Linked DNA regions of Homo sapiens: all the other regions are linked to region 1. Evidence: chromatin contacts called from ENCODE Hi-C or POLR2A ChIA-PET data. All regions are on one chromosome and are shown on one strand. The core of a region is the stretch at or near the end of the contact, and the rest is flanking DNA. Distances in the headings are between cores, read along the strand shown.

Region 1 (3,603 bases), core at 469-2,968:
TGGTCTCGATCTCCTGACCTCGTGATCCGCCCGCCTCGGCCTCCCAAAGTGCTGGGATTACAAGCGTGAGCCACCACGCCCAGCCGCCTTGTGTCTTCTTAAGAGTCTAAAGGATTCTACACACCGTGGCATATACTCTCACCCTCACCCGCCTTTGTTTTTCTTTTAAATCAAAGGATTTCCCAATTTATCACAGCTGGAAATTTCAGCTATCACATACTAAAGTTAAATGTAAAGAGGCATTAGTGTGTGTTACATGAACTCTACTAGTTTCCTTTTAGAGTGAAAAAACTACAGAATACCTCAGTGAGAGTCTGAAACTTCTCACTTTCAAAACTAAAAAGCTGCCAGAAATTTGTTCAAAGAGTGAATCCATAATCATTAATACAAACGCTCCATTCTTTTCACCATGTGAACTACTACGGCAATAGCCTCCTCGTCGGGTTCCCTGCATTTGCCTCTTTAACTCTTCTTTTTTTCGCTTCCTCTACTCTTCAGCCAGGGATGACATTCCAATCGGAGCCATCTCTCCCTTTTGATTGAGATTCCTTGGAAGATATCCCATTGCTATTAGGAGAAAACCAAAACTCCTTTACAAAGCCTAAAAGGTTCGACACTCCCCCTCATCCCATCTCTCCAGGCTCAGTTCTTCATATTGGAAAAGCTCCCTTCCGCCACAGGGCTTTCTGACAAGTTAGTCTTTTTGTCTGGAATGTCTTTTCCTTTTCTCTTTCCTTAGTTAACTCCTGCTAGCCCTTCAGCTCTCAGCTCGATCCTCACTTGCTCAGAAACCCTTCCTTTCCCTCCCTAAAGAAGCCAAATTCCCTCATTCTCCTATCACCGTGGAACTCTCCTCTGGGGCACTGCCACTGCGGTAATTTCACATCGTTTTGTTCAGCATCTGTCCGTCTCACCAGGCGCAGGTCTACGAAGGCAGAGGCCACCCCAGTGGTCGGCGCTCAACACCCATGAAGAAATGAAAGCGCCTTCTAACGCGTTAGACGATGAAACCAGGGCACACAACCTTGCGTCTAAGAAGTGAACATCCCATGCAAAAGACTTTTCAAAGGGAAGGGCCTGGTTTGAGAATGGCCAGAGACATACAAATGTGAAGCGCATACTGAATCCTTCCATTCATACTCCGGGAGAAAGACGATGGATCTGAAAGAAGCCGCCTGATATAAACAGGGAATTTCAATCACTTCGAGGCCGATTTTCCACAGCGGCTGGGCAGAGAACTGCAAACGTATACAGTGCTAGCACAGAGTCCGGAGGGGAAGAAACGGTGAGGTTTCTGCTTCCTCCTCGCTCAGATGCTCCCTTCCGCCCCACTTGGCCAACCCTTCCTCTCCCTCCTCGCTTAAAGCTAGGGGATGGAAAATTCATACACAATCCGGTTCAGCATCCGGGTCCTCACTCTCCTTTCTTTCTTTCCTCTGCCCCGCCTCCCAGCCTCCCCCGCCCTTCTTCCCATCCGGGTTCCCCCCAGCCGCCGCCACTGCCGCTCACAGTTCAACGATGATATCACGACTTTCACGCCGCCGGTCCGGGAGTAACTGTACCCCGCATCAACTTCCTATTTTATAATGTGGACTTAGGCTCTTCCCGATGCCTACATGAATCCTTCCCACTATTTCACCACAGAACTCTCCGCCCTCCTCAGCCGCCAGCGACACCGCATTAGTTGGTGCAAGAAAATGCGCCATCCCGGTCACACTGCGCAGGCGTCGTTGCCGCCTCCCTACTGCTTTGTTGCCCCGCCCCTTTCACCTCCCCCCCGCCCCCGCACCGGTCCACGCAGGCGCAGGGCATTGCGGGCCTTGCAGTTCTCGCGGACGAGGATTTGCGCGTTGGCCCCAGAGTATGGACTTTATTTCCCAGAAAGCCTTGAGGCGTAACTTTCTGTTTCCATAGAACTGGTGGGAAAATGGCGTCGTTGTTTGTATCCAGGGACCAATAGGAACAGTGTATAGGCGGGTTCTAAAGAACTTTAACCAATCCAAGGTCGTCTAAGAGGCCATCCGGGAAAGAGGTAGGGGAGGGGGGGAAAAAAAATCTAGGGGAGGGGAGAAAGGGGGGGAACCTAGAGTCGGTGGGGGGGAAGCGATGTTTGCCCGTCAGTCGAGTCCGGAGTGAGGAGCTCGGTCGCCGAAGCGGAGGGAGACTCTTGAGCTTCATCTTGCCGCCGCCACGGCCACCGCCTGGACCTTTGCCCGGAGGGAGCTGCAGAGGGTCCATCGCCGCCGTCCTCTGGAGGGCAGCGCGATTGGGGGCCCGGACCTCCAGTCCGGGGGGGATTTTTCGTCGTCCCCCTCCCCCCAACCAGGGAGCCCGAGCGGCCGCCAAACAAAGGTACCAGTCGCCGCCGCGGGAGGAGGAGGAGCCGGAGCCTCTGCCTCAGCAGCCGCTGGACCCGCCGCCCTTCTTCCCCATCTCTCCCCCGGGCCTGCTGGTTTTGGGGGGGAGAAGGAGAGAGGGGACTCTGGACGTGCCAGGGTCAGATCTCGCCTCCGAGGAAGGTAGGGATATTTTCTGGGGCTTTCGTGGTCTCCTAAGGGGGTTCTTTTGGGAGTCGCTGGGCCCGGCCAAGGAGCAGAGGAAGATCGCGGTGGTGGTCCCTGCGGCGCCCGAATTCGGGGCCTCGGCCTCCCGGGAACCCCCACCCCCCGCAGCCGCTGTGTCCGAGCCGCCCCCTGGCTGGGCGGCCGCACACTCAGCGGTTTAGCGGCCGCGGTCGGGGGCCCGGGCAGGGTGGGGGCCGTTCCGCCTCCGGGGCCCTCGGCCCTCACGTTGTCCCCGCGGCGGGGCCAGATGTTGATCTCGCTCCCACTTGTCGGGTCTGAGCCCGGAACGGGACGTGGGCAGGGGCTCTGTGGCGGGCCGGTCCTGCCCGCGGCCCACAGGCCCTCCTGGCCCCTCGGTGGCCCCCGGCCGGCCTCTCGCTCGGACGCGGCGCGTGGGGGCGCGGATTCGCTCGGCCGGGCGCCGAGGCCCTAGGGGAGAGCGGCCGGCCCTGCGCCGGACGCCGGGCTTGTTGTGAGTTTCTTCTCTGACAGAAATGGCGTCATTGTCGTAGACGGGAAACTCCGTCGGGTCTCGACAATGGGGACGGGAAGCTGCCGAGCTGTGTAGGTGGTTGGGTTTGCGGGGATGGCGGGGCCGGAGGGAGCCCCGAGTCGGCGTGTGATGGTTCGGGGGCTGGCGCCTGGTTGCGGCTCTTTCTTCGGGGTTCGGACGTCGCTCGCTTCTTTCCCTCCGCCTCCGCCAGTGCAGAGGGGCTCCTGTGGTGTTGACTGGGTGTCTTTTGTTTCCCCTCCAGGTGCAGCTGAACCTGGTGTTTTAGAGGATACCTTGGTCCCAGAGTCATCATGAAGGTAAGATTGCCTGCGGAAAACGAATCTCTGGGGTTATCGAATTCAGGAAGTAGGAGGTTTCGACGAGGTCGTCGTGTGGGGCTTCCGAGTTTTGCAGAGGAAGGTGTGTTTGGTGACTTGGTGACCGAGCCCTTCCCCAGAGAGACCGGGGTCAGCTGGCGGGCTTTGCTGTGGAGTTGGAGGCAGTTATAGGATGTCTCAACTGAAGATGATTCTCCCATATTGAACA
Region 2 (3,603 bases), core at 339-2,838, 600 kb after region 1:
CTGGACATGGGACACAATCATGTACACTCTGGAAAGGCCAAGGAGGGCTGTTCAGAGGGCCAGCTGTGGTCCATCTGAAGGTGACAATTTGCCAATTTGTTTTACAGGAAGGCTGCCATGGGCCTCACAATAGCAGTCCCTGCTTCCGCCTTTCTGTCATCTTCCAACTAAAGAGGCCAGGAAATGGCCGAGTCAGCTCCTGCTGCAGCACCTCCTAGAATCAGAAAAGGCCTTTCCGAGAATCTTGCTGAACCCTGAGGGTGAGGAGTGTCAGATTTTGCAGCGGGGGGAAGCTGGCAGTGGAGCCTCCACTTCTAAGTAACCTTTGCTTCGGAAACCTGCCAACTCTCTGCCTGGAGACTTGCCTTTGATCACGACTTGTCACCTTTCAGGAGATGTTCCACTTTCTAAGCAGGTGAAAAATGAACCTGATTAAAAATAGGGAACTGGACTCTTCACAGAGTCCCCCTGTAAAGCCAAACTACTGGCTACACCTCCAAGGGGGAAAAGGGAACATCCCTGTCCCTCAGGTCCCAGGGCTCCGTGGGACCCAGGACCCCCGAACAGCCTGCAACCCTACGACGACGGCCTGGCCATGCTCCAGCAGCAGGCAGAGGCTTGGGCCACAGCCACGTACTGGCTCCTGCTCGCTGGGTTCACCTTGGTGACCAGAGGGCACTGTGACCGCCCATTCTCCTCCCTCCCTTCCTCCTCCCCTCAGTGCTTTATGGACCTGAGTTTCTGGAGCTTTCTCAAAACCGTGGACACGTTCCCAGTGGAAATCATGACATTTTCCGTTTCACATTACGCACTCCACAATGCCCCAGGAAGGGAGAGAGAGAGGGAAGGAAAATAGGGCCTGGGAGCCAGCCCCTCTCTGTCTGCAGCCAGGGCTGCTCGCTGCTCTGTTTATCCTGGAGTCACCTCCCTCCCGAACTTGACAGCCAGTGCCCCAGTGTTTTCTTCTGCAGTCAAAGGCCCCGATGAATAGGTGAACTGCCTTTTCTATCTGCTCATGTGGCACATCTGGATAAAGGCGTGCCTCTCTACTTTGTTGTGTTTTTTTAAAACTTTACTTTCCACTGCCATGGTAACTGCTGCATGTTTGGCAGAGGGAAAGAGGAAAAAAAAAAAAAGCTCGGAGAGAAGAAAAGGAGCTCTCAGCGCGGGGCTGGCGGCCGTCCAGGGTAATCATGCCGCAGAGCTGAAATGAGGCCTCTGGCGGGCAGCCAAGTTACAAAGAACAAAGCTGTCAGTTCCTAATGTTGGCGGCAATGCTTGTTTGGCACCCTTATATGGTTTCCCAGAACTCCCTGCCTTGGCCGCCTTCCATTCCCTTCAGGGCAGCAAACAGGATTAGCACAGCTCCGAGTTGTTTTTCTCCTCTCTCCTCCAACTGTTCCAATGACATCATCCCTGCTGCATTCATTTGCCAGCAGGGTGGTTTTTTTCTCTCTCTCTCCACCTCCCTCCTCCCTTCCTCCCTCCCTCTCCCTCCATTTCTCTCTCTCTCTCTCTCTCACACACACATCTCTACTCCCACTCACTTCCTGTAGCCTCCCCCTCGCCTCTGACTTTCTTTAAATGCAATGTTTTAGGTCATTCTTCTTGTCCAGCTTCTCTGTTAAATTAAAAACACCCTAGTGCTTGTACATTTAGCTGAATCAAGCCAGACGCTGTATTTTATTTTTATAACTGAATTCCTGTGAGATAAAAATCTCATTTTCCTTAGTAGGCTGTAATCAGCACTCACAGGGATGTGGTTTCCAACTGCCCCAGCTCGTGCTTCCTTATGAAGCTCCGCTGAGAAATGAACTTGGCTCCTGTTCAGGTTTAAAGGGCCCGAGGCCGGTCACACATTGCTCACTCATACACACACACACACACACACACACACACACACACACACAGAGGATGTGCACACAAAGACCATTATACATGTATGCACACACACATGGACACACGTTCTTGTCCAGGGAAGCCCCTACGGTTCCACACACGAAGAGCAAAAAAGTATTCCCTGAGACAGACAGACACACAATCAGTACCCAGTGTCATTCTTCCCCTTTCCAGGAGGAAAATAGGTGAATAAGTCAAGCTGAAAGCTGCTTCCGAAAAGACTGTTTTAAACTAGCAGGCAGGCCAGCGTTATGCAACTCATGGCTAGGTTCATTAAAGGAATCGAGGTTTGCCGACTGCACAAATGTTCCCCTGCCTGCCTCCGCCCCAGCCCCTCCACCCCACCCTGCTCTGATTCATGAACTAGTTTTCAGATTCATGAATCACTCGGGAGCCAGCAAGAGAAAAATGAGTAGTATTGATCTCATTTCAATTGAAATGGGCTCATTAAGGCCATGCTGGCTGTGGACGGCCTTGCACGACAAGACGCTGGCCGGCGTCCGAGGTCTGCAGGCGGGCGCCCGAGCCTGCGGGTGGGACAGGACTCCTTGGGTGAAGCCTCCGCGGAGGGTGCCCCTTCTTATTATTATTAAATGGACACAATATGATCTACTGGTACAAGGGACTCTGGCTGCACTCCGCAGCCCTCGTTGGGCAGGCCGGTTTTCTTCTTTTTGTGTGGCCCGTTTATTTTGTTATTTTTTTTCACAGTTAATGGAATCTCAGTGCAGTTTCGCTCCTGGATTTCTGGTGACTCTTAAGGACTACCTGAAGTAGGAATTCACCTTCTGAAACAACTGGCATATCTTGGGGTTTGTTTGTTTTAACGCAAACAAGGAGCTTTTTACTCTTCTCCCTCCAGACCTCTGCCTTGCCACCCTCCTTGTACCGTCTTCAGCGAGAAGGACTAGGGGCTAGGAACCATCTAGACTTGGAGTAATCTAATTTATGTGGGGAAAATTTCTCCACCAACTGGATGGCTGCCTTCACGTGGACACCGGTTTTATAAAACCACTCTTTCCCTTCCCAAATGAGAATAATGGTTGAGGAAGCAGCAACAGAGCCTGGGTGCAGAGACATCACAGAGGGAGGCGTTAGGCCCCTGGGGCAGATGTCGCAGAGGCCGCCCACGAAGGAGCTCTCTTCTCTCCCACTGCCTTTCCTCTCCCCACTTGAGTTCCAGCTCCCTCTTGACACGAGCTCCCCTCCCCTTTCCAGCCCTTCGCCTTACACTTGTCCTCATGTCTGGGGAATCTTTTCCTCTTCCTCTCTACAACACCGGTTGGGCACCGTGTGTGAGCAGATCAGGAGAGGCTATTAGCTTTGATTTGCAGCTTCCAAATGGATTTTTGCATGGTTTCTTCCTCCAGCTCCTTCCACCCCCACGCCAGCCCTGGGAGATTAAAAACAATGGACTGGACACATGCTTTTCAGAAAACCCAAAAAGCTGTCAACCAACACCACAGAAGGATTCCATCCTAAGAGGCATACTTTTGGATCCAAGAGTTTAGAAATGAGATTCTTATCCATTGACTTCAGAGACACCGTCATGCATTAGACGCATTTCCCTTGGCAGGGATTCGACGAAGTGACCTTACTCCCCTTTGTTCCTGCAGTGCCCGGAGAAACTGGGAATGACCCAAAGAAGGAAAAGGAAGGTGTGTTTGTGTGAATTTCAATCAGCAATTGGTTCAGAGTCAAGAA
Region 3 (3,603 bases), core at 322-2,821, 590 kb before region 1:
AGGGGTCTGGGCAACCACTTCGGGGCTCAGTGGGCATGTGGGGTACACAGGGAAACGTGAGCCCATCTGGGCTGCAGATTCACTAGGACACTCGGATGGACTGTTTTCGTTAGCTCTCAAATGTGCAAATCATGCTTTTCCTGGTGCTTGGCAGGGCAAAGGCTTGGATTTTTTTTTAAAAAGACAACCTGATGGAGATTGGAGCTGGACAGCAAAGAAGACACATTAGTTGGCCAGTCTAGAGAATGCATTCGGAAGGGTTTCAGCACAAGTCCTCTGCTGTTGAGGTTTGCAGCCCTTGCATTGGGTGCCTTTCAGATAGTCTGGACAAAGGCCTCTGGTAGAGCTGACTGCCTATAACAAAATCACTTCAGAATGAGTATGGAGTTCTACAAAATTCACTGTCTCAAGTCAGACCTGCATGGACTCTAAATGACTGATCTTGGCTGCTTGCCTAGACATCTACCTCCAGGACCACCCTGTTAGCAGTTTGGTGTCTACTTGTGGGTTCCAGCCACCAATCACAGCATCGTCCTTCACTGATGGCTGCTTCCCACATCTCTGCCTAAATCTATGTCCCACTCCGAGGCACTCAGCACTGATGCTGATCATTCCTAAATGCAGATTCTAGAGCGACAGTCGCGCAGAATCTCAGATAAGTTATTATTAATAGAAAAGAATTCAATGTGACACCTAGCATACATAGGCTTTGCCACAGTCAGAACAAAGGTCTTGCAGCACATCCGAGGCTTCCCAACACGCAGATGCTCTCTTGGAGCCCTGAGGAAGCTTCCAGAGCTGTGCCGTTTGCTTGCACCCGGGCAGATCCAGATGGCAGCTGATCACTGCAGGGCTCTGTGATCTGTGCGCCAGCTGGTCCGCTCGCTCGGGCAGTTCAAACGGTGCTCTGTGTTTCAGGAGGGACACCCAGGAGGTCACCTTCTTAGCTTTACAGCCACCTGGTGGATCCCTGCTGGAGTGTCCTCCTCAGCGTTGGGCATGGGGGCGGGTGGTGGTCCCTGAAGGACTCTATCCATAGAGCCCTCTTTAGAAGTCTCCACCGCGCTGAGATGTGCCAATGCAAGACTCACAGTCCCCTTAGATTCCTGTTATGATTGCTGTTCTCTTCTTATTTAAATATTTTCACAAACGACTTTGTTGTTTTCCAGCCTAAGACTTTCAGTAAAGCAGACTATCTTTTAATCTAATAACTCAAATTAAGTGAACATTTTAATTTTCATTTAAAAATTTAAATTTTGTTTAAAATTAAATGAAAACCAAATAATATTTACTTTTAAACAAATCAGTGCAGCATGGTTATGAGCCTCAAGTCCTGACCTGCTTCCCCCGGTCTCCCCCTCCCGGAAATGGTAGTCCTGCCTGAATACCGTTTGCCCATCCAAGGGAATCTGTGCCAGATTATGTCTCCAGGGCTGGAGTTTATAGCTCTCCATCACATGGTGTGGCAACTCATGCTTCTTAATCAGAGCATCAAATGAATGAGTCAATGTGGGCTTGCTTTTATTTTCACAAACTGTCTCCCGAGTCAGGCCTGCTCTGAGCTTCGGGGCCTTTCCCTGGCTCCACTCCAATAACTTGAGTAATTTCCTGTGCTGAGGGCCCTTGTGTGCTGAGACTTCTTCTCACATGAGCCACTAGCTTAGATCCTGAACCTATTTCCAGAGTGCTCATTACAGGCGCTTTGGAAGGAGGTCCGAGCTTTGGAATAGGAGACTGAAGTTCTGGCTTGAATTTTGGCTTTGCCCCGAGTAGCTGTGTGACACTGCACAGGTTAATTAACTTCTCTGAGTTTCCATTCCTGCATCTGTAAAACAGGAATCACAAACAGGATGCCAACAGAGGGATGAGCTCAGGCCTCAGAGTCGGACAAAGCTGCATTCAGATGCCAGCTCTGCAGATTGCTAGCTTCGGAATCCCACCAGAGCCTCCGTGGATGGGAGAGCCGATATCTGCCTTCTGGAGTTCTTGTAGAAAGTAAAAGAGATGATGTATGTACCATGCCTGGCACATGGTTAGGCACTGAGGAAATGTTTTTGAAGACTACAAAATAAGGATAAAACACACGATATGTCTACCTCCGTGGATATTTGAAAGGATCACATTAATATACGTGAAAATACACTGTAAACTATAAAATAGTATAAATGTTATTATTTGGATTCTTTTTCTCTCAGATCATTTTACTCTATTTACTCTTTCCAACTTCTTATTTAGAAAATTTTGGCCAGGCGCGGTGGCTCATGCCTGTAATCCCAGCACTTTGGGAGGCCGAGGCAGGCAGATCACGAGGTCAAGAGATCGAGACCTTCCTGGCCAACATGGTGAAACCCCGTCTCTACTAAAAATACAAAAATTAGCTGGGCGTGGTGGTGTGTGCCTGTAGTCCCAGCTACTCGGGAGGCTGAGGCAGGAGAATCGCCTGAACCCAGGAGGCGGAGGTTGCAGTGAGCCGAGATCATGCACTCCAGCCTGGGCAACAGAGTGAGACTCTGTCTCAAAAAATAAATAAATAAATAAAACATAAAATAAAAATTTCATAGCTGAAAAAAGTTGGACTAGTAAACACCCGAATATCCTTTTCCTAGATTCACCAATTATTAATAGTTGCTTCTTTGCTTGCTGTATCTCTATCTCTATTTAGGTACCTATCATCTATGTATAATTTGTTTAAGCATTTGAAAGTAAGTTGCAGATATCATGAGTCGACCCTAAGTACTTCAGCATGTGTCTCTTGAGAATAACAGCATTCTCCTATAGAACAAAGTACTATTATTACCATATTAGTAGGCTTGGGCTGCTATACCAAAATGCCATAGACTGGGTGACCTCAACAGCACACACTTATTTCTCAAAATTCCAGAGGTTGAAGGTGTAATAAGATCAAGGTGTCAGCTGATTCAGTTCCTGGTGAGGGCCCCCTTCCTGGCTTACAGATTGCAAATGGCTGTTGTTGTCGTCGTCGTCGTCTTCGTCGTCGTCGTCGTCGTCGTCGTCGTCGTCGTCGTCGTCGTCTTCTTCTTCTTCTTCTTCTTCTTCTTCTTCTTCTTCTTCTTCTTCTTCTTCTTCTTCTCTCTTCTTCTTCTTCTTCTCTCTTCTTCTTCCTCTTCTTCTTCCTCTTCTTCTTCTATTATTATACTTTAAGTTCTGGAGTACATGTGCAGAATGTGCGGGTTTGTTACATAGGTATACACATGCCATGGTGGTTTGCTGCACCCATCAACCTGTCATCTACATTAGGTATTTCTCCTGATGCTATCCCTCCACTAGCACCCCCGACAGGCCCCGGTGTGTGATGTTCCCCTCCCTATGTCCATGTGTTCTCATTGTTCAGCTCTCACTTATGAGTGAGAACATGTGGTGTTTGGTTTTCTGTTCTTATGTTAGTTTGCTGAGAATGGATGGTTTCCAGCTTCATCCATGTCCCTGCAAAGGCCATGAACTCATTCTTTTTTATGGCTGCATAGTATTCAATGGTGTATATGTGTCACATTGTCTTTATTTAGTCTATCATTGATGGGCATTTGGGTTGGTTTCAAGTCTTTGCTATTGTGAACAGTGCTGCAATAAACATATGTGTGCATG
Region 4 (3,603 bases), core at 690-3,189, 560 kb before region 1:
AGCTGGGCTTACAGGCATGCACCACCATGCCTGGCTAATTTTTGCATTTTTAGTAGAGACGGGGTTTCATCATGCTGGCCAGGCTGGTCTCGAACTCCTGACCTCAGGTGATCCTCCCACCTTGGCCTCCCAAAGTGCTGGGATCACAGGCCTGAGCCACCACGTCCAGCCTTTTATTTATTTTTTTGAAACAAGGTCTCACTCTGTTGCCCAGGATGGAGTGCAGCGGTGTGCCATCACGGCTCACTGTAGCTTCGACCTCCCCAGGCTCAGGTGATCCTCCCACCTCACCCTCCCAAGTAGCTGGAACTGCAGGCATGGGCTACCACACCAGGCTAATTTTTGTACTTTTTTGTAAAGACAGGGTTTCACCAAGTTGCCCAGGCTAGTGTCAAACTCCTGGGCTCAAGCATTCTGCCTGCCTCGACCTTCCAAAGTGCTGGGATTACAGGTGTGAGCCACTGGAGGGGAACCACCCCATCTTTTTTTTTTTTTTTTTTTTTTTTTTTTTGCTGTTTGTTGTTGTTGTTGTTTGTTTGCTTTTCTGTTTTGAGCCAGAGTTTTGCCCTGTCACTCAGGCTGGAGTGCAATGGAGCAGTTTTGGCTCACTGCAACCTCTGCCTCCTAGGATCAAGTGATTCTCCCATCTCAGCCTACCGAGTAACTGGAATTACAGGTGCCCGCCACCATGCCTGGCTAATGGTTGTATTTTTAGTAGAGACAGGGCTTCATGATGTTGGCCAGGCTGGTCTTGAACTCCTGACCTCAGGTGATCCAACCGCCTCGGCCTCCCAAAGTGTTGGGATTACAGGCGTGAACCACCGCGCCCAGCCTTTTTTTGTTGTTGTTTTGTGAGATGGAGTCTCGCTCTGTTGCCCAGGCTGAAGTGCAATGGTGCAATCTCAGCTCACTGCAACCTCTGCCTCCCGGGTAAAAGCAATTCTCCTGTCTCAGCCTCCCGAGTAGCTGGGATTACAGGCACACACCACCATGCCCAGCTAATTTTTGTATTTTTAATAGAGACGGGGTTTTACCATGTTGGTCAGGCTGGTCTCAAACTCCTGACCTCAGGTGATCCACCTGCCTTGGCCTCCCAAAGTGCTGGGATTACAGGTGTGAGCCACCGCACCTGGTCACAATGTAACCATTTTTAAGTGCACAGTTCGGTGTCATTAAGTATATTCACATTCTTGTGCAAACCTCACCACTATCCATCTCCAGACTTTCTCCTCTTCCCAAACGGAAACTTTGTACCCACTAAACAACTCCCCATCCCCTTCTCCCAGCAGCCCCTGGCAACCACCATTCTACTTCCTGTCTCTATTAATTTGACTCCTCCAGGTACCTCATATAAGTATAATCATACAATATTCATCCTTTTGTGACAGGCATGTTTTACTTATCATAACATCCTCAGTGTTTATTCATGTTGCAGCATGTCTCAGAATCTCTTCTCTTTTTAAGGTTGGATAATATTCTATGATATGGATACCTCACATTTTGTTATATTAATCCACTGAGGGACACTGGGGTTGCTTCCACCTTTTGACTACTGTGAATAACGCTGCTTTAGACATTACTGTACAAGTATCTATTTGAGATTCTACTTTCGATTCTTTTGAGTACATCCCCAGAAGTGGAATTACTGGATCATATGGTAATTCTATGTTTAACTTTCTAAGGAATGGCCTTTTTATAGCAAGAAAGGGTTCTAGGGTGTGGGGGGTGGTGAGGAGGAGGGATGGTAGTTCCGAGAATCGAGATTACTTCAACATTCGTAAGAACCTCAAGGATGGTAGGTTGGAGGGATCTGAAAGTTAGTGTAGCACAGCTGCCTTCTAACACCTACAGACTCACTTCTGTGCGGCTTCCTTCTAGGGCTGAAATGCTCTGAGGTCTCCCTGTGCTGCCTTTACCTCTCGTGGCCACAGAGATAACATGAATCTGTCTGCTTTGTGACAGCCCTCAGGCCTCGGAAGACAGCTTTCTTGTCTCCCTGTCTTTTGTCTTCTAGAGAAAGCTTTGGGCTTTAATTTTTTTTTTTTTTTTTTTTTTTTTTTTGGTAGAGACAAGGTCTTGCTATGTTGCCCAGGCTGGTCTCAAACTCAAGGCCTCAAGTGATTCTCCTGCTTAAGCCTTCCAAAGTGCTGAGATTACTGGCATGAGCCACCATGGCCAGCCTGCTGTTTTTTAACTGTTCCTCCTATGACTCAGTTTTAAGACTCCTTATCCTAGGTACTCTCTGAATGAGTTAATTTCTGTACAATACTTATAAGAGTGGTACTCTAAGCGGAATGAAATACCCCTGGCAAAGTCCAAGCAGCATGGCCTAGAGAGAGTTTATCACTTCCTTTATTCTAAAGCGGGGCATCAAATGACTGCTTGGGCAGGGCAGGGAACAGAAAGGTGCAAGTCAGGCCTCTATGAGACAGCTGGGATGGGTAAAACCCAGGGTTAAATGGGAAGCATGTTGGCTTGCAAAGGTATTTACCTGGACAACAACAGCAGCCCCAACCAAAGAGAGGATTTACCCTAAGAAGAAACCATCCAGCCCACTGTTTCCTTTATTTTTTGATAGGTAGGTAAAAGGTGGATGAAGGACTGCAACCATCACAATGTGGCCTCATATGGAGCTTGCTTTCAACTAAAACCCTGAACACCTTTTCCCACAAGTGCTGCAAAATACCTCCCACCTATTCTTTACTCAAACCATTGATGTTTTCGACTCAACGGCAGGGCCTGACATGGCACTGACCTCTACTAAATGCCATGTTAGAATGATCTCATCTCTTTAACCCTTCAAGACTTGTCTAGTCTTATTCTGCCATCCTGTGTATTTAGTCCATCTCCCAACTTTATATCTTAGCTTGTCAATGCTTCTTAGCAATGATGAAGGAATTTTAGGAGCTTAATTGACTTTTTCAGTCCTCTCCATAAATTAGTGTGGTATGTACCACCTCAGCTGGACAGTTGCTCTTATATCTTTCATATTGAGCTGATTTCTGAACTCTCCCAAACAGCCAAGCATAGAATGAAGCCTTGTGAAGGATCACAACTTGAAGTCTGTCTTCCACTTCACAACTTCCCATAACTTCTGACATATTTTTAATATGCCATTCTCTCTTCTCTAATAAGAATGGCAGACACCCTGTGAGTAGGCTATAATATTTAATGAGTTACTATGTTTGCCTGTGGATATTTTTAAAGGAATACAGTAACTCTTTAGGAGACAAATGCTTTTTTCCTCCTTGAATAGAATGCCAAGTAAAATTTGGGTAAATTTATAAATATTTCTTTTTTTTTTTTTTGAGATGGAGTTTCACTCTTGTTGCCCAGGCTTGAGTGCAATGGCACGATCTCCACTCACTGCAACCTCCACCTCCCAGGTTCAAGCAATTCTCCTGCCTCAGCCTCCAGAGTAGCTGGAATTATAGGCATGCGCCACAGCGCCCGGCTAATTTTGTATTTTTAGTAGAGACGGGGGTTTCTCCATGTTGGTCAGGCTGGTCTTGAACTCCCAACCTCAGGTGATCCACCCACCTCGGCCTCCCAAAGTGCTGGGATTACAGGCGTGAGCCACTGCACCTGGCCTATAAATGTTTC
Region 5 (3,603 bases), core at 301-2,800, 560 kb after region 1:
TTTCTCCTTTCTTATCCCAGACGGTTTGGATGCTTAAAAAAATTGCTTGGGGGAATCAGCAGAGGGTGAGGGAAGCTCGGAAACCAGCCGCGAAGGAAAACAGGAAAGAAGCGGCTCTAATTAAAAGCAGCCAGCTCCCAGCTCCCTCTGCAGGGCTAGGGGTCCTGCTGAGAAGGGGAGGCTGTCCTCCTCGCCTGCTGGCGCAGGGGGCAGGCGGCCTGCACAGACCCTGCAGACGAGCCCGGGGGCTCTACAAAGAGGAGGGTCAGGGTTTGGTCAAGCTCTCTCCACAAGACGCCCTTGCCCTCACACCTCTCCTAAGTTCCTTCCTTCCCCACCCAGGCTCGGTGCTCGGGTCCACAGCGTGCATCATCTGAGGGGATCTGCAGAGCCACCTTCCGTTTCTTTCATCACAGAGAGAAGAGCCTCCTTTCAAGTTCTCTAACACTTGCTCTCAGCACACAGCATTTATTGTTGAGCGCTGTCGTTGGCCACTGCATTTCCAAGATATTTATGCAACAATATATACATTAGGACACAGCCGCTCTGTGAGATAAGTCAGTAGTGCCCCGTTAATTTTATAAATCCAAGAGAAGGCCCAGAGACGGTGAACAATTGGGCCATGGTCACACAGCAAGCTGCGCATTTGTATAATACATGCGTGGTAGGCGCAATTGAGGCACTGGAGAGACAAAGATGAAAAAGACACTGTTCCCGGTAAAATGGTAAGGAATGCAGACACATCTTGAACCAACAGGAATACAGTGGGAAAAGAAAAGAGATGCTGTATGAGATAATTAATCGCATGCAGAGGAAGAAGGGAGTAGTTTTGCTAGAGAGCGGGGGTGTCAGGGAGCATGGCTAGGACATAGTGGCGAGGTTCCAGGTCAAGCAGCCTGTCAGTGCTGAGGTTAGGCCTCCGAGTAATGGCAAAGAGACATCAGACAGATGGTGCTGGTCAGAAGGGCCAGCTGGCCTGGGGGGCATGTGGTAGGGAGAGAGGAGCAAAGGTTACTGCCCAGAACACCTGAGTCCAGTGTTGCCTCTGGCATTCACAACATTTGGACAAGTGATCTTAAACTCTCTGGGCCCACACCTGAGTTTCTCAGCTGAAACTGACTGGGACTGGATTTGATCCTGTAAGAACACTGTTAGCGCTAACATTCCAGGATTCATCATGAAGCCGTGAGCCCTCGACCATGGTCCATTGCATGGATTCAAACTTAGGCTACTTCAGGCCCAGCATCGTCCGTGGAGACGAGCATTCAATGACTTACTGATATTTACTTTGCACCTATTATGTACTTGGCACTGTGCTGAGCCTAGGGCCCCAGTAGTGCGGAAACAGACACTGGGTGCACTGGCAGGGACTGGAGAAAACCAGCTGCAGACAATATTCATCCCTGCACCAAGTCCTTCATGGTCTCTGCACACTTGCTCACCATCACTTCTGCTCCACGAGTGAGCACAAAGCGATTTCTGGGTAATTTCAGACACACAGCTTCAGCAGGTTCGCACTTTGATCTTAGCAAAGTTGCATTCTGCTGCTCTGGCACGCTCGGCTCCTCCTCAGGGCGTGGGAGTCAACGTTTAAGTAGATCAGAGTAAGCGGTACCCTGCTGAAGAGGTTTTTCCAAAGCCTGTGGTCAGTCACTGAGGGGCAACATAAGGAGGGGCAGGTTCCCCCCCCAACAGACTCACCCACCAGCCAGCCAGCTCACTGCCTATGGGTGGGCGAGGTCTCTCTCCCTTGAAAATGTCTGTAGCACCCAGAAGAGGCCCTGTTCAAGGTGAGTGCTCAGAAAACTCTGTGGTGATCAAGAAAGAGTAGTTGAAGTAAGCATTTCTATGCTGATATTTGATGCAAATGACTCAAAGGAGTATTTAGACCTTTGGGGAAAAGGTATTCTTTAGACCCTGGGACATGGGGCAGAACCAGAGGGAGGCAGAAGAGCCCAGTGGCAATGGCGTGCGGCTGGGACTTTCCCTGCTTTGTTTGGTGCATTAGAAGATAAGATCACAACTCAGTTCCTCATGATCAGAAGAGCTGGCCGGGGGATCAGGCATCCCAGTTAACCGGGGCAGAGTCCCATTCCCCACTGTTGTCCTTGCCTAATTATGAATTGTTCCCCTTTCATTCTTAGAAGTGTCCTTGTTTGAACAGTGTATTATGTGGTCACACTTGAAGAGATAAACCAGATGACTACTTTGAAATCTCAAATAACTAGGATAGAGGAGCCAAGCGTCAGAAAGAATGATGCCCACCCAGGTCCTGTGATGTGACCTAGAGCTGGCCACTTCAATGCAGCAGTCTCTTTCCCAGAAGCTCAAAGTGCTTCTCAGTTAGGACTATTTTCATCAGTTCTTACCCCTTCCCAATGTCAGGTTGGCACTAAAGTTCCGGCCCTTAGAACAAAGATTTTTGAAACCCCAAGTTGCCACGCACATTTTGGAAGTCCTTTTTTTCCTGCAAAGTATCTGTCCCTGCCTTTCCAGCAAGCCTTCATCCATTCTTTTCCATATCTCATGATCTGAGTGCTGTAGAGTATATTTTATGAGGAGAGAGCTGCACAGAGCTATCTCAGAATTACTGCCTCTGAAGGGAGGTCAGGGGGCCCTTGGGATATGGTAGAGAGGACCTGGACCCTGGAGCCATGGAAGCCTTGACTCCAATTCTGCCACATTGGCCTCATGACTGAAGGCCAGGATTTCTCATGAGTAAAATGCACATATGGTTGATGAGAGAGCTAAACCAGGAAATGAAGTAGGGTGACCAACTATGCCATTTGTTCAAGACTATCCTAGTTTTAGCTCTGAATGTCCCAGGAAATCCCTCTGACCAGGCACACTGGGATGGCTGGTGACCTTGAATGCTGCCTGATATTTACTAACTACTGAGTACATTTTAGTTCTCTCCCCTCTTCCTGTAAAAAAGAATTGCACTATTAATGGTGAAATTTAAGAGAGAGTGATAGATTAGTTAGTGGTAGAGCTATTTGTGGGTGCAAGGTTTTCCTAAAGCACTTAAAGTAGGGTGCACTCCCTACTCTACTGGCCTGGTAGGCTCTGACTCCACTGGTGAAGAGAACTGGCCACAGACTCTGGGAATCCCAAAGCACTGAATCCACCTATGTGTCTCCGGTGTGGATCTTAGCATTTCACCCTTTCCTTGTGTCCATAGAACTGAACTGGCCCTGGAGACTGAGATGTGCTCATGCATCTCACGACGGGAAGCGCGTTCTTCCTGGAGAGCAGGGAGTTCCATGCTGGGCATTACTCCATGCCCTAGGGATGCAGCAGCCATCAGAACCCTCTCCCTTCCATCTCGGAGCTTATACTCTAGGGGGAAAATAAACAACCAGCCAGTAAATAATCAGGTACTGTAAGGGCAGGAGTGCTAGGTAGCTGAAGAGCTGGAAACTGAATTAGGAGACTGCCAGTGATGAGAGTTGCTGTTCTAGTCTAGATAGGATCATCCGGGAGCCATCTCTGAGGGGGTAGCATTTCGAATAAGCCATGTGATGATTTGTGGGAAGCAATTTCTAGCAGAGAGAACACCCAGGGTCAGGGACCTCAAAGCAGGACCTAATCAATGTGTGTGTG
Region 6 (3,603 bases), core at 428-2,927, 540 kb before region 1:
CATTTTCTTTGCTTTAATGAAATCATGATAATCTATTATTTTCTACTCAAGGTTAACAGAAACTGGCTTGTTACTTAATATTTCTTTGACTTCTTTTGTCCATTAAAAAAGGGGGGTGTTTTTAAGATTAGTGGGTGAAAGTTGATGTATAAATAAGAGTAGACACAGCTTTAGGTAAAATGACGAAACAGGTTAAGTTTGGCTTCCTCTTTTTGTTTCAGTTCAGGCCCATGCACCTAGCACAATACTTAGCGCATTGTAGGTGCTCATTATATACTGCTTAAATGAGTGATAAGTTCCCTGAGACATTTATTTCCTGCACTTGTTAGGGTTCAGTGAGCCGATATCCGGCCACTGCCCTCCAGCCTGGGCGACAGAGCGAGAATCTGTCTCAAAAAAAAAAAGATAAAAAATAAAAATAAAAGACTACCTGCCAGAGGAAGTGGGCAATCTTCGCCTAAAGATATGAACTGCTAATGGTTAAACATCAGACGTCAGAGAAGACATATTTTAAAGTGGGGAATTTTCCCCAAGAGCACCCTCTAAACCACATCAGTGGGCAACTTAACGCACTTTGCTTGTCATTGGGTTAGATGGGAGTTTGAGGAATTGGGAGTAACATTTGGTATATAGGCTTGGGACATAATATCCTGAATTATTTCTATTTCATAATTCCTGTGCAAAAAATTATGGGAGTTGTTGATTCTACAGCAATTCCTGTCAATTTGTAGATTATCTGCTTATTAATAGTTTGTATTGTTTGGCAGAACTTGAAAACTACCGAACGATTACAGTTCAGGCTTTTTCCCAGTACCTCTGGCGTTGCTGTCTCAGTGACTAGGAGGTGAGGAGGGTGGCCCTTGAAATGCCAAACTGCCTACCGCAGCAGTCTGCCAGCAGCGTGCTGGGCCCAGAGCCGGGGATGCAGCCAAAACATCCTGGATTTTACCTACAGCTCCCACCCTCTGGAGGGACTGGTCTATTAGGGCATATGACACTGACAGTGCGCACTGTATACAAACCGTGTTTGAACAGGAGTCGGTTGGAAAATACACCACTGCACTGAATTACTTCTGCAGTGGCTTTGCAAAGCTCTTTTTGTTTCTTGAAAGAAGCCGACGGTAACCATTACAATATGGCTTTTTCCAGGTCCCAGAGGAAGGCTAGGGGTGCCTTGTGGGTAACCCTTTCTCCCTCTCCTGACTCCTTCCCGTTATTTCTTCTATCTTCATCCTCTAGACCTACACAATGGGACAGGTTGACAGTCTGTGTTGAATGGAAGAGGCGGACGATGCGCTTGTGTTTGGTGCTTCTCAAACGGTGCTCGCACTCCCCAGGGTCTGACGCAGCCCACTACGCAGAGCCCTGGGAGGAGGTGCGGACCCAGGGTACGACCCCCGACCGCTGAGAAACCCAGACCGGGCCCCGGCTGCAGCCCCGCGGGTCGGCCCGCCCCCCTGCCTTCCCTATTGGCTCGGCAGTTCCACGCGTCACGCCTGCGACGCCGGCGCTGCCCTCCCAGAGGAGGCGGGGCTTACACGCGCGAGGCGGAGCCAAGGGCGCACGCGCAGACGAGCGGGTCTGGGTCCGGACGAGGGGAGGGAGGGGGTGGTGTTCTCGGTTTCCTGGGTTACCTGGGCGGGCGGGGGTGGGGAGTGCGCGGCGGCGGCGGCAGCGGCGTCGGCTCGGGGTTCTCCGGGAGAGGGGGAGTGCGCGGCGGCCGCAGCTGCCACAAACCAGGTAAAGGCGGCCGCCGGGCGCCGACGCTGCCGGCAGAAGGTTCCGGGTCCCGGCCCCTCTGCGTGGCCTGGAGGGGAGGCGGTTTGGGGCTGGTGGCTGTCAGCCTGGGTTGAGGGCCGGGACCGCCGGGCTGAGGGCGCGAGGGCGCGAGGGCACTCGGCCTGACGCGCCAGCTCGGGGCGTCCTCTCTGGCTTCTGGGCTCTGGGACTTCTCGCGGCGCCGGGCCGCCTTTGACAGCCGCCGGGCCGCGGGCGGGAGCTCGGCTGGGCCCCTCTGGGCCATTGCAGCGGCCACTGGGCACTAACTTTATTTCGCAGCGCGCGGGGGGCGAGGTCGAGCAGGCTGACGGCGGTGTGTTGCTACCTTTATTTTATTTTTTGATCCTGTGCCGCTGCACTACTCAGCCCAGCTGGGCCCAAGCTGTCAGGTTGACGATGGGAGTTGACGGTTTCCGCGCCACCACCCAGCCGGTCACTCCCCGCGCTGTTGCCCTGCGGCGCTCGCCCACCTGTCACCTACACCGTGCGCCTCGGTCCGCTCTTTCCTCCTGTCCGTGACACCCTTTGACTGGGCGAGAGCCTCTCTTTCCAGGGGATCCCCTGAGACATCTGCCGTCTGTCTCCGGTATCACTGGAGCCTGACTGAGATGCCCCTTCGCTTCTGATGAGTTAAATAAGCTGGGAAATTACCCGAGAAGACCCCGGTACCACAGTGTAAAGCCCAACGAAGGGGTTGTTTAATGGTCCAGGGGATACAGAGGCTTTAAGAAACGTTTCCTTAACGCTAATTCTTATCTGGTTAAACAAAACATAGCAAAACATCCCCGATCCGCTCGGCAGACCATACACACCCAGCGACGGCACTTGATAGTTAATGGGGTTTGTTTTAAGCAGATAGAAAATTTTAAGGGAGTCGAATCTTGTGTTGAATGCGTTCGTGTTGAATTTGGGCCAGTGTTTCCTTGAAGATCAAATGCAGGTTGCATTTTCCTATTGTTTGTTTAACAGATTGATAGGACAAACTGAATTAGACTTTTCTTCCTGATGATTCTTGGCTCTTCTGCGCTATTATTTTAAAATTCCACGCCTAGATTCATCTATGCTAATAAAGATGTTGACTTTAAGCTTTCAATTTATAGATGTAGTTGATTAATATGGGGTATCTGTTTTAAAGAGCTTTGTTAAGTGGCCAACAACTCTTTTTCTGATAGCTCTTTGCTGTCATCCATATTGTTACTACAAAGATTGGAGAATTTGAAGAAGAGAGGGCATAAGGAAAAATGAATTGCTGTAATTTGCATAAAAATACTTCACAAACTATATAATTATATATATGTATTTAGTAAATATTTATTGAGCACCTACTGCGTGTCAGATACTTTTCTAAGAAAACATAAATATCTGCTCCTTCATGGAGCTTATATTCTAGTGGGGACCTCAGATAATAAACAAATAAAATATGTGCTGTGTCAGATGGTGTTAAGTACTACAGAGAAAAAGCACGGAAGAGGGAGGGCAGGGAAGAGGGAGGGCAGGGAACCGGGAGAGGTTTGCAATTTTAACTAGAGGCAGCCAGGGAAAGCTTCCTAGAAAAGATATCATTTGAGCCAAGACCAGAAGTAAGTGAGGGGTAATCCATGTACCTCTCTGAGGGAAGGATGTGCTAGCAGAGAGGAAGGCAGAAGGGCTTGCAGAAGCCCTGTGTGCTGGGCTTGTTTGAGGACAGCAGAGAGGCTGATTTGGCTGTGGTGGAAAAAGCAAAGAGGAGTAGAAATAAAGTCAAAGAGGTGAGTGTGGTGGGAGATTAGACTGTATAAGGCCTTGTAGGCCCTTTTAAGGACTTGAGTTTCTACTCTCAGTGGA
Region 7 (3,603 bases), core at 693-3,192, 510 kb before region 1:
TCCTTTATTCATGTCATTTATGAAATGATATAAATGGTGTTATCTTTTTTTCTCATAAAGATTTTTTATTTTTACTGATGTGTTGTAAAGACTATATGAGATCTTTGAGAAAGTTGCTAATCAATCTATCAATATATATTAAACTCTGGAGAGCTGGGATTTAGAATAGTTAAATCCATATAAACTAACCTTTATTTTCAAGAAGGCTGCTTCAAATCATGGCAGATTTTGATTTAACAGAATTTATTGGGCACTTATTATTCTGTACATTATTTTGCCTAATTCTTAAAATAACCCTGATTTATCACAGTCTCCTCTTTGGCACATAACATTTTTGAAAAAAAGTCTTTCCAATGGCAACTTCTCTAATACTATTGAATTGAGAAAATTAGGCAAGCACGTAGTGTTACTTTAAAAGGGAATTTTCCAGGATTTTTTGGCATTTGGTGAAAGACTAACAAGTCTTTTGGGTGTTACTGTTTGATGAGGAAAAAGTATGCTTTCTAATCAACCTATAAGAATAAATATCATTATTATAACCTTTTTTGTTGTTTTTTCCTTTTACTTCTTTTTTTTCTTGTGGAAGCCACAAGACAAGGAAAAAGCAGAAAATACAGGGACTTCCTATTTTTTTTTTCAGTGCTTCCCTGGAAATAGCGTTATGAAACAGAACATCATTTTCCTCACACTGATCTGAGGAAAGCTTGCAGTGATCTTTTTCTTCCTTCAGATGGCACTGTCTGTCATAAGGTGTGCAGCTAGTACTGAGCATTTACATAGAGCTATAAAATTTGTCAACAATGTTTACTGAGGTTATATAATTTCTTAGGCTCCACATAGCAACTCTGTGGGGTAGTTTATGGAAGAGGCAGCCAAACTTCACACAGCTCTGTGTGACTAGCTAGTAATTGCTAGATTCCTGATCTGCGGCTTCTGGGTCCTATTTCACTACTGTCATGATGCCTACTGTATGTATATCCCACTATTCAGAACAGATTCATAAATAGTGAAAATAGAATGAGCTGGAGCATATTAATAAATATCTATTAAAATATTTACTTAATAAATAAATATTGGAATTAATGAATTTATGAAAAAGGGAACTGTAGCACAATGGACCCCTTTCCCTTCTTATCACTGTGGCCACTGGCTATTTGATATTTATTGAAAAGGAAACTCAGCCACCTAGGGACCATTTCTTGCCCTGTTGTTGAGCTTGAGATTTTATTTTCAGTGGTACATGTAATGTCCTTGGTAGCATTGTCTAGAACACAGACATGACAAGGCATCTAAAAATGCCATTATATGAGGAGCTGCCCTAAAAGTGAAGAATATATGTGGTCATGACTTGCTGTGAGGGGCGGGTGTAGTAGTTCTCTGTGTCAAGAAGATAAATGCATGAAAATCCACAAGACTGAGGGTGATAGCTTAATTCTGTAATCTTTTAGGTGGATAATAAGTTGTGGAAATTAATCACAGAACTGGAACAGAGCTAAGATATCAAAGTTAACTATCCAGATGTCTGCAGGAAGTCTCATTCAATGAAAGCAGAGCCACTGTTGACTGACTTTAGTGACCATTTCATTTCCAGAAGGTAAAGGAAATAATCCAGGGAACCAGTACTCTTGAGTCTATCTTTGACCTAACTTGACTACGAGGGGCTTAATTAGACAAGTTAACCTAATGAAAATCCTGAGAGAGAGGCCACGCCATTCATTCGGCAAATGAGTAGAATCGAATGCCTGCTGTTAGCTGTGTTCTGTTCTAGATGCTAGAGATTTAGCAGTGAATACAACAGACAAAATCTCTGTCATTATAGGGCTTTCATTTTAAGAACTTACAATGATCTGTTGTCCAAAAATACTAGCTTCATGGTTACTTAACTGCAAGGACCTTAACTTTCACTTCACTTTAGACATCTGCTTGCAGGGCCACACTGTGGATGTTGTCATCTGGGACCGCTTGTTTCAGAAATCTAAAAATTCTAACATCTTCATTCCCACATTGTGTACTCTTCAGTCTGGTAGAGATCCACACTTCCTTGATTGCCTGGATTTTCTGCTTGTCTATCAACATTTATTTTCCTGGCCTCTTTCTTTTTCCTACCCAGTCTGTGTCTCATTTTTGGCCATAAGGACTGTTCTTCCACCCATACCCTTGGGTCCCCTTCACTTATGCTTCTGCTGCCTCCACCCACCAAAACTCCCATTTCCAGATCAGTGATAACAGTCTGCACTGTCTATTATTAGACCCAAGCAGCTGAATCCTGCTGGTGAATCTGAAATAGCTGAAAAAATCCATACCACCAGAAATTCATGGTTTTCCACCTCTGCTAAGCTAGTAGCCAACCAGTAAATTATTTTGTCTGTCATCACTACTTTCCCCCATTTGACTATTCTTCCAATAATTATTCTAAATTACTTAGCCTTTAGCCCCCAATCTCTAGACTCTCTTCTTTAAGCAGACAACTTTGCCTATTACTTGAATGAAAAAATTGAGCCAGTCATTCTTGAGCTCCCTCAGTTTCTGGCCTTCCACCTGTTTTCTATATCTGCAATTCTCCTTACCTCCTTTCCCTCAGCCTCAGAGGATGATGTGTCCCCTCCTGCTTCCCCGCCCCAGCCTAACCTCTTCACCTATACCCTTGATCCAATCCACACTTATTTTCTCCATGAATTTTGTCCTTCATTCATTCGTTCTCTTGCCCCTGTCTTCAGTATCTTCCCTTGTGCTGGCTGCAGTGGTATGCTAGTAAAGTGGCTCTCCTGGAGAAAGAAACAAAAAAGACCCTAATGTGTAGCATTTGCCCATTTCCATGATGGAAATACTCTCACCATGATGATTTTAAGCTACCAACATGGTGCCAGTGATGCTGGGAAGAAGTACACACAATCAGAGCTGATAGGAGATGGCTGGCCACGCCGCACCACCTCTTATTTCTTATAGCCTAAAAATACGGTTCTTCCAATTCTTTAAAAAATACAAATACTTGAAAAAAAAAATTCCTTAACCTATGCCTCCTTCTCCAGCTCCTCTCTATTTTCTGTTTTTCTTTTCTAATCCTGCCTTCTCAGGAGAGTCTATACTTGCTATTTCCTTATTCGGTCTGGTATTGGAAACCATGAGATGGAGTTAAGGATAGTTGTTGAGAAGGTATACATTTTGAGCATTGCTGAAATTGGAATGAAAGGCATGGTGGATTTAGTCTCAGTAGTCACTGTAAAGAAGTTAGTCACTGGCCTAATAGACAGAGGACTCAGCTCACCTGGTGTGGAGTGGTTTTGCCCTGACAGCAGACTCTGCACACGTGCCTCAGTTCTTCTTGTGTGTTCTTCGCAGGTGACAGTACCATTTATCCAGTTAACCAAGCCAGTATTCAGAGAGTTGTCCTGATCCCTCCCTTACCACTCACTTCTCCATCCAATTAATCACCAAAATTGTGCTCATTTTAATTCTTGGATATTTAATAAAATTATATTATTCTACTGTTGCTTTAGAAAAAAATATCCTTACCATTTGCTTGGAGTATGACGCCAGTCTCCAAATTGGTTTTCATGCAGCTAGAGTTTTCTCCATAAAATGTGTCTTCCACATTGCCACTAG

The links. Hi-C counts contacts between places; a loop is a spot of excess contacts on that map. ChIA-PET counts read pairs that join two places held with the same protein, here RNA polymerase II (POLR2A). Pooled maps may share reads with other maps.
Region 2: a map of naive thymus-derived CD4-positive, alpha-beta T cell shows a loop between it and region 1 (18-fold over the local background). The contact joins the promoter of LINC01132 here to the promoter of GGPS1 in region 1. A Hi-C loop is called at or near these places in 1 of 168 maps with a recorded cell type or tissue (naive thymus-derived CD4-positive, alpha-beta T cell), 2 of 37 single-sample maps with no recorded cell type and 13 of 50 pooled maps.
Region 3: a pooled map shows a loop between it and region 1 (4-fold over the local background). The contact joins the enhancer-like site here to the promoter of GGPS1 in region 1. A Hi-C loop is called at or near these places in 1 of 168 maps with a recorded cell type or tissue (chondrocyte) and 5 of 50 pooled maps. POLR2A ChIA-PET finds 5 or more read pairs at or near these places in 2 of 52 experiments (MCF 10A and Panc1).
Region 4: a loop to region 1 is called in a map with no recorded cell type, with 9 times the contacts of the local background. The contact joins the enhancer-like site here to the promoter of GGPS1 in region 1. A Hi-C loop is called at or near these places in 3 of 37 single-sample maps with no recorded cell type and 4 of 50 pooled maps. POLR2A ChIA-PET finds 5 or more read pairs at or near these places in 2 of 52 experiments (activated B cell and activated CD4-positive, alpha-beta T cell).
Region 5: a loop to region 1 is called in a pooled map, with 5 times the contacts of the local background. The contact joins the enhancer-like site here to the promoter of GGPS1 in region 1. A Hi-C loop is called at or near these places in 2 of 37 single-sample maps with no recorded cell type and 8 of 50 pooled maps. POLR2A ChIA-PET finds 5 or more read pairs at or near these places in 1 of 52 experiments (endothelial cell of umbilical vein).
Region 6: a loop to region 1 is called in a map of B cell, with 17 times the contacts of the local background. The contact joins the promoter of LYST here to the promoter of GGPS1 in region 1. A Hi-C loop is called at or near these places in 8 of 168 maps with a recorded cell type or tissue (B cell, CD4-positive, alpha-beta T cell, CD4-positive, alpha-beta memory T cell and 3 more), 18 of 37 single-sample maps with no recorded cell type and 18 of 50 pooled maps. POLR2A ChIA-PET finds 5 or more read pairs at or near these places in 2 of 52 experiments (PC-3 and activated CD4-positive, alpha-beta T cell).
Region 7: a pooled map shows a loop between it and region 1 (4-fold over the local background). The contact joins the enhancer-like site here to the promoter of GGPS1 in region 1. A Hi-C loop is called at or near these places in 3 of 50 pooled maps. POLR2A ChIA-PET finds 5 or more read pairs at or near these places in 2 of 52 experiments (A549 and activated CD4-positive, alpha-beta T cell).

Annotation. Positions count from the first base shown.
Region 1 is chr1:235,326,685-235,330,287 of GRCh38, reverse strand. GGPS1 (geranylgeranyl diphosphate synthase 1) reads right to left here and starts at 1,718. Exons shown (of 4, transcript NM_004837.4): 1 at 1,510-1,718. ARID4B (AT-rich interaction domain 4B) reads left to right here and starts at 2,109. Exons shown (of 24, transcript NM_016374.6): 1 at 2,109-2,519; 2 at 3,320-3,374. The coding sequence starts at 3,369. RefSeq lists enhancers at 919-1,068, 1,569-1,658, 1,899-1,958, 2,695-3,220, 3,239-3,428 and silencers at 2,439-2,488, 2,659-2,888, 2,899-2,988.
Region 2 is chr1:234,722,027-234,725,629 of GRCh38, reverse strand. It overlaps LINC01132 (long intergenic non-protein coding RNA 1132), which reads right to left and starts at 1,588. Exons shown (of 3, transcript NR_038856.1): 1 at 1,548-1,588; 2 at 1-407. RefSeq lists enhancers at 118-681, 682-1,244, 1,809-2,371.
Region 3 is chr1:235,915,544-235,919,146 of GRCh38, reverse strand. All of the region lies in intron 2 of LINC02768 (long intergenic non-protein coding RNA 2768), which reads left to right. All of the region lies in intron 2 of LOC105373215 (a long non-coding RNA gene), which reads right to left. Among named protein-coding and RNA genes, the nearest start is that of LYST, 50 kb to the right of the region's middle. RefSeq lists an enhancer at 419-918. Within about 2 kb of position 1,571, at least 27 of the 41 ENCODE cell types and tissues checked have a DNase peak (open chromatin) inside an H3K27ac peak, as active enhancers do; they include Panc1, where a contact is called at or near this core.
Region 4 is chr1:235,886,552-235,890,154 of GRCh38, reverse strand. No RefSeq gene overlaps it. Among named protein-coding and RNA genes, the nearest start is that of LYST, 21 kb to the right of the region's middle. Within about 2 kb of position 1,939, at least 5 of the 41 ENCODE cell types and tissues checked have a DNase peak (open chromatin) inside an H3K27ac peak, as active enhancers do.
Region 5 is chr1:234,766,823-234,770,425 of GRCh38, reverse strand. All of the region lies in intron 1 of LOC107985364 (a long non-coding RNA gene), which reads right to left. Among named protein-coding and RNA genes, the nearest start is that of LINC02961, 8.6 kb to the right of the region's middle. Within about 2 kb of position 1,550, at least 3 of the 41 ENCODE cell types and tissues checked have a DNase peak (open chromatin) inside an H3K27ac peak, as active enhancers do.
Region 6 is chr1:235,864,980-235,868,582 of GRCh38, reverse strand. It overlaps LYST (lysosomal trafficking regulator), which reads left to right and starts at 1,677. Exons shown (of 53, transcript NM_000081.4): 1 at 1,677-1,740. RefSeq lists silencers at 1,210-1,509, 1,560-1,979 and enhancers at 2,100-2,199, 2,570-2,619.
Region 7 is chr1:235,840,715-235,844,317 of GRCh38, reverse strand. All of the region lies in intron 1 of LYST (lysosomal trafficking regulator), which reads left to right. Among named protein-coding and RNA genes, the nearest start is that of MIR1537, 11 kb to the left of the region's middle. RefSeq lists an enhancer at 2,017-2,216. Within about 2 kb of position 1,942, at least 4 of the 41 ENCODE cell types and tissues checked have a DNase peak (open chromatin) inside an H3K27ac peak, as active enhancers do.